2 separate regions of the Homo sapiens genome follow, and region 2 is linked to region 1. A link is a contact called in ENCODE Hi-C or POLR2A ChIA-PET data. All regions are on one chromosome and are shown on one strand. The core of a region is the stretch at or near the end of the contact, and the rest is flanking DNA. Distances in the headings are between cores, read along the strand shown.

What was found. Hi-C counts contacts between places; a loop is a spot of excess contacts on that map. ChIA-PET counts read pairs that join two places held with the same protein, here RNA polymerase II (POLR2A). Pooled maps may share reads with other maps.
Region 2: a map of vagina shows a loop between it and region 1 (4-fold over the local background). The contact joins two enhancer-like sites. A Hi-C loop is called at or near these places in 2 of 168 maps with a recorded cell type or tissue (Caco-2 and vagina) and 5 of 50 pooled maps. POLR2A ChIA-PET finds 5 or more read pairs at or near these places in 3 of 52 experiments (CD4-positive, alpha-beta T cell, T-cell and activated T-cell).

What each region holds. Positions count from the first base shown.
Region 1 is chr13:44,050,811-44,054,172 of GRCh38, reverse strand. No RefSeq gene overlaps it. Among named protein-coding and RNA genes, the nearest start is that of NRAD1, 30 kb to the right of the region's middle. Within about 2 kb of position 1,279, at least 14 of the 41 ENCODE cell types and tissues checked have a DNase peak (open chromatin) inside an H3K27ac peak, as active enhancers do.
Region 2 is chr13:44,270,508-44,273,637 of GRCh38, reverse strand. No RefSeq gene overlaps it. Among named protein-coding and RNA genes, the nearest start is that of MIR8079, 76 kb to the right of the region's middle. Within about 2 kb of position 1,522, at least 14 of the 41 ENCODE cell types and tissues checked have a DNase peak (open chromatin) inside an H3K27ac peak, as active enhancers do.

The DNA of each region.
Region 1 (3,362 bases), core at 30-2,529:
TATATATATGCTTTGCACACATATGTATTTATGTGTTGTGTATACATATGTCTGTGCATGTATATGCATATACACACATATATACATACATTACATACATACACACATATGCATACTTTTTCCCACTGAAGTTGTTGAAACTCTTGAAAGTTGGACTTGAGTAATCAAAAGCAGTGCTTATTCTTTTCCATTCAGTACCAAGGAAATCATATTTACCACGGGTCCAGAAAAGTCTTTTCTCTCTTTCTCCTCCCCACTACCCACCAGTCCCCACTCCTTTTGCACATGCTATTTGGTCACTGGCCATCCCGAGTGGCTCATCTAGACAGGGGTATGTGGCCAGGAGAGGTTAGGGGTCGAGATAAGGTGGATGTTTGCTGTAAGGCAGTGCCTTCCTCTCCTTCTTAACCTGGGGTTGTGCTTCTGAGCATGTGAAATGTATTGTTCCTTAGTCCGATTTCCCAAATACAACCTGAAAATGTGAATGTAAATGCCTCTGTCCTTTAGCCAGACGTCTAGAGGGCTATCTGAGGGCCTCAGAAGTAAAACTGACCTCCCCAGGGAAACTAGGCTCTCAATTCCTTTCTTAATTCTCTGTAGGATAATAAAACATGAAGTGGAAGATCTTCTAGACCAGCACCTTAAATTTGCAGATGAGAAAGTTGGAACCCAGAAAGGCTGAGAGGCTCAAGGTCTCACAACTGTTTATGCTCAACTGGGAAATGAATTTGTTTCTCTGGCCCATCAGGTCAACATTCTTTCCACTCAGCTATGCCGCCTCCTACCTCCTGAAAAGATTCTAGCAGGACCCTCTGATGAAAAGGACCTTATCTTTTTATATCTGCTGTTTAAAGCTTTTTTTTAAAATCATCGCACGATTTTATGAGTTAAGTTATGTACATAAACAAATACTATTACTTATTACTTGTTTACTATCGCCCTTCTTTTGGACATCAGAAAACCGAGGGTCTGAGTTGCAGCAACTCCCACAGAATCTCAAAAATGCACCCAGACTGCTCCTGCTTGCAGGACAAACACTCAGTACAAGCTTCCGATGAGGAATGTGGCTGTTGCAAGAACAGGACGCCACGATTCAATCCCTTCCCACGGCTGGCCCTGGCTGCCCACTCACATCAAGCAAGGGCACAGCATCCCTTCCGACAGCCTGACCCCCGCCCCCAGATAAACCGACATGTGGATTGCCAAAGGCATTTATATGCGATGGTGCTAAGACTGCTTGACGCTAACACCACACTTTGATCATTCAGTCAAATCAAAAAGCATTTATTAAGCATCTGTGTGAGGCTCCCTGCCGGGGCTTCTCTTTGTATCCCTAGCATTCACACTTCCCTGCTTTTCTTCTGTATCTCTTCACCCCTGCCCAAGAAAACTCCCCTATCCACAGGAATCTCACTGCTGGTGTTATCATGTCTTACCCAGAGTGGGATCCCATTTTGGTTCCTCCCAAGATGCTATTCAATGTCCAGGATGGAACTTTGAGAGTGGACCGGTCCTCTCTCCATTGTAAAATCTACCCATCCATCTCTGCTTCCTGGAGATTCTGTGTGAGGAGCACCTTAGTTAGGAATCAGAGCAAATGGCGATGAAATTTCAGTCTGTGTTCTTCTTTCAGAATGCAGAGTGAACATTTAAGAGGGTTTTTAGAAAAGCAGTTTACAGCCAGTAATTGGAAGCGTTGAAGTGTTTTTGCAAGACCAGTATCTCAGATTACAGATTTATGATTTGCTTGAAAATAATCATTTATTTTAGGCTTGAACTTTAAAAAGAAAAAAATAAAAGCTTAGAATGATTTTCTTCAAGTTTTCTATGACATTCTTTACATCAGGAAGAGATGAGGGAAGGCAAGATGGAGGTTTTAGAGAGAACGGGGTTCCAATGTTATTTTCCCCTTGGTTCATTTATGAGACTACATTTTCCTAGCTGCATACGCTATTTCCATTGTATGACTCACACAGACAATTTACTACATTTAAAATTGTGTCAAATTCTTTCTGAAAAGCTTGGGTCAAATACACATACTATGTATACAGTTGGAAATTCTTCCTCATAGATCCAGCTCATGGTATGGATGTTGTATTTGTGTCCTCGTAGCCATGGCAACTAGAAAAGGGTTAAGCCAGGGCCTCAGAAAACCCAGAGGCTGTGCAGTAAAATATCATATGTGTGTATATACTTCCTAAAATATACTACTCAAATATGGATTAAGAAATCTTAAAACCACTGTCTTAAAATTAATTTTTCATTCCTAGTATGCATGTTATTGCCTAAAAAGGATACTCTCAAAACAATCTCTTTCACCTCACTCCTTTTCTCTCTAAATTGTCATCTAATGACCATTTATCTCAAAAGACAGACTATGTAAATCCATGAGAAGTGCTTTGGTTTTTAGATATGGATGAGAGAAATACCAATGAGAATATGAATGAAGTTGTTTTCTGGCTGAAACAAACTGTCTTTTTTAGATCTCTCTTTTAAATCCATTTATATGAGAGTAATAAAACATTCTTCTCCATTTATTTAAGAACTTACTAAATAAACTTGGGCAACCCTGAACAATGCCAAGATGTTAAACATTCACCAGCTCTAAGAATTCAGACTCTTCTTTGTGTTGGCTGATGGCCCTCAGGTCCCTGACTACCCCTTTTAATTTTCTTACACACTTTACCCTGTGAGATAAATTTTAAGAGTTTATCCTCAAAATAACACTGGATAGGAGTACAGAATGCAATTCTGTTTTTTTTGTTTGTTTGTTTTCTGAGACAGAGGCTCACCCTGTCACCTAGGTTGGTGTGCAGTGGCGCGATCTCAGCTCACTGCAACCTCTGCCTCCCAGGTTCAAATGATTCTCCTGCCTCAGCCTCCCAGGTAGCCAGGATTACAGGCACTGGCCACCATGCCCAGCTAATTTTTGTATTTTTAGTGGAGATGAGGTTTCACCACATTGGCCAAGTTGGTCTTGAACTCCTGACCTCGTGATCCGCCTGCCTTGGCCTCCCAAAGTGCTGGGATTACAGGCGTGAGCCACTGTGTCTGGCAGGGAATGCAATTCTTATAAGGCCCAGAGCCATTGCAGCATTGGATAAAACACCATCTTTTATATCCATACATCTTTCTTATTTACATTTCCAGGTGCAAAAGGAGGATGGGTAAAAAAACTTTCACTAAGTGGTTCTCTGTCCCACTGCCCATTTCGTAAGGATATCAGAGAAAGTATTAATACATCCCCTGGTCTAAAATGCCTGGCTTAACTTTTAACCTTTGACACAGTATCAAAGTTTTCCACACCCTTTATTTATTTCAAGATATTTCTCTGTAGGAAATATATTTTATAATGAAATAAT
Region 2 (3,130 bases), core at 273-2,772, 220 kb before region 1:
TCCAGTGTGGAGAAGCACCACACTGGGGAAAGTACAACATGCTCTGGTGGCTTTGGAGTGTCAGACAACAGAGCGGGGAAGAGGTTAGGAAAAGAAGTGGCCCACAGGATAAAAACAAGCAGCTGGGTGAAGGTGAGGCAGAGGATGTAGCATGGCACACAGCAGTGGTGAAGAAATGAGGATGGCGGGCCCTCTGTAGATAGGTGGACATGCCTGGAGTATCGAGTGTGAGGGTCGTGTTGAGATATATACAGAGATATGGAGCCATCACAAGCTATCTGCACCCAGGAGCTTTCTCCTGGCCTCCCCAGTGACGTTCTGTACCTCAGATGTTGATTCCATGGATGCTGTCATCACCAAAGATGGGATGGATGCTGGGACACTCCTAGCACTTAGAGTTAGAACTTGCAATACATGTTTCCCGTAGAAACAGCATGTTAAATGGTAGTTCAATGTAGTTAGGATATTGCTACAAATAACACCTTTGAGTGTACTTAATTTAAACCTGTGAAATGTAGAAAAATCAAAGAGGACAGGTCCTGTTCCAGGCTAGAGGTACTTTTTGCAATGCAGAGCACTATCCTTCTAGATCTGGCCAGCAGAGCATGAATCGGGACCTCAGGCTGGCTTTGCCTGCATTTGGATTTGAATTTGAATGTTTTGGTCTAGGAGGCTCTCTGCACAGGGTTTCCATGATTCCATCACTCCCTGCTGTTTCATATCTGGCTGACTTCCTCACAGTGAGGTTGCCTACTTGCCCCTGGAGGTACTGGACTTGGAAACCCTTTCTCTAGGCAGTAGGGGTTGGAGATAGCATCATCGTTTCCGACTGATTCATCATCAGCTTGGTGTTAGTCCACTTACAAAGTCAAGCATGACAGTTGAGGCAGTGTTTGGAGGTGCCCTCTGACTTTCCACCAAATGCTTTTTTTTTTCTTTTCACTTCTTCCAATCCTCCTTTTTTTTTTTTTTTTTTTTTAATCATTTCCTCTAGGCACTTTTCTTTTCTAGGGCAATTGAATTCAATTCAGCAAAAGTATATGGGACGTCTTCTATGTGTCTGGTACTTAGGATGCGAGGGATAACAGAGCACAGTGTCACTTTCAGGGAGATCACAGTCTAGCATGAAGGGGTGGGAGACAGACAAGTAAAAGGGCTGGTTCTAGATGGTGAGGTGGATGCCCTGATGTGGCAGAGGCTAAAGAAAAACCAATGAGGAGTACCTGAGCCATCTTGGGGATGAGGAAGAGGCCAGCAGGAGTTAGCTAGACAACTGCAAGTACACTCCAGGCACAGGGTCAAATGGGAGCAAAGGATCAGACACTTAGCAGGGTGCACTCAGCATCCTGCAGGATTGAGCAAATGGCTGGGGGCAGAGCCAGGGAGAGAGACAAGAACCGTGAGAGCTGAGGATGGGAAGGCCAGCTCCTGCCTTTCCTGTCTTTCCCCAGTGGCAAGTAGGGTAGTACTTAGCATCTCCTGGCACCACTCCAAGCTGAGATGGGCAGTGACCCTGGCCCTGTAGGAAGCCTGTATTTTTCAAAAGCTTCTTTAGAGAAAAGAGCCCCAGGAGAGTAGAGGGCCTGAGTCTGCACTGGCAGGAAAAGTGGACTAAATTCAGGCCAGACTCAAAATAGCTCCTGGAGGTTGACCAGATGGAAATTAGATTACTGCTGTATGTGGGCATAGCACTCAGGAGGCCAGTAAAACAGTGAGAACAAGGGAGTGATCCCTTCTAGAGAACGGGGTGCAAATGTTACAAAATATTTGTGAGCCATGACTTTTAAAAAAATTCAAACGCAAAGATTTTTTTGAGTGCCACAGGGGAAAAATTACTTTGTTAATAGATGAGTATCAAGAGATCAAGAGGATTGTCAGTCCTGCTGTTTAAAATATTAATATCTGGACAAGTTAGGGATGTAACAAACTGCAGCCAGCTTTTTAATGTTTCTTCCTGAGCTCAGAACAATTCAGTCATTCTCCTTAGGTTGCTGTAACCAGGCATGTGGTATCCCATTAGGAAAATGCACCCAACCTTAGACAAGGGCTAGTCTGTAACTCTCTTGTGTCTGTCTGTCCCCTGGATTTACGTGGAAGACCACCTGCTTAAGATAACCCAGGGCCAGGTGCTATGTATACCTGTACCATCTATGCCACTTTGGTTTTCTTCTGTCATTACTGTGTTGTTTTGGGAACTTGGTTCAGGGAAATGATGATGCCAGCAGGGCAGATTCCCTGAGCTGCCCAGAATCCCAGAGGGTACCCCTGGGGCAGGCGGGTATGGTTTACTCATCTTCAAGCTGCAGGAAGTAGTGGCTCCAGGATAAGCACCTCAGCCTTCGGAGAAGGACGGGCTTGGGGAAGGGAGATTTTAATGTAGTGTAAACAAGACAGAGGATTTCATAAGCTTCTCGGAAACTCCTGGACCTGACACTCATCATCTGCTACTAAATTTGGCCCTTTCATGTTCCTTGCACAGGATATAATGGCAACCATGACACAGACTCTGGGCTGAATTTAGATAAACAACATGGCTGCTGAGGATTTGTACCTGTTAAAAGTCTAAGAAATGTCAAAGGTTGTAGTAAGTATGACTCAGGACAATTTCATTTAAGTTGTCAAAAGTAGGAAAAAGTCAGCAGTATAGCTGATCACTCTCTTTTGTGCTTTTTTGCACTTGTAATTTCCATGACTCTCACTAAACTGCGGGAGGTAAAACTATTTTTGTTCTCTGGGCTTTTGCGTCGTGTGTAAGCTGATTCCCAAGTTTGGGTAATATTGTGGAAAGCGTCAGTACCACCACTGAAGCCTCCTGGAGCCCCATCACCTCCACCCTCTTCCCGGGCAGGTGGAGTGAATCTCCCTGACTTTGAATTTCCAGAGTACTCGTGCATGCCTCGATTACAGCACTAGTTGCTTACAGCAAATTATCTGTTCACGAGTCTGCCTCCCCCACTGATCTTTGACCCCCATAAGGGGTTCTTTCATTGCCTTTTGTATTCTCAATGTGAGGACAGTGCCTGGGACACAGTAGGCACATATTTGATGCTGTGCGGTCATCCTGATTCTGGAGGATGATGTTTTTGGTAGTCAAATGACAATGGAATAGAGCCCCATGGAAAGACAGTTC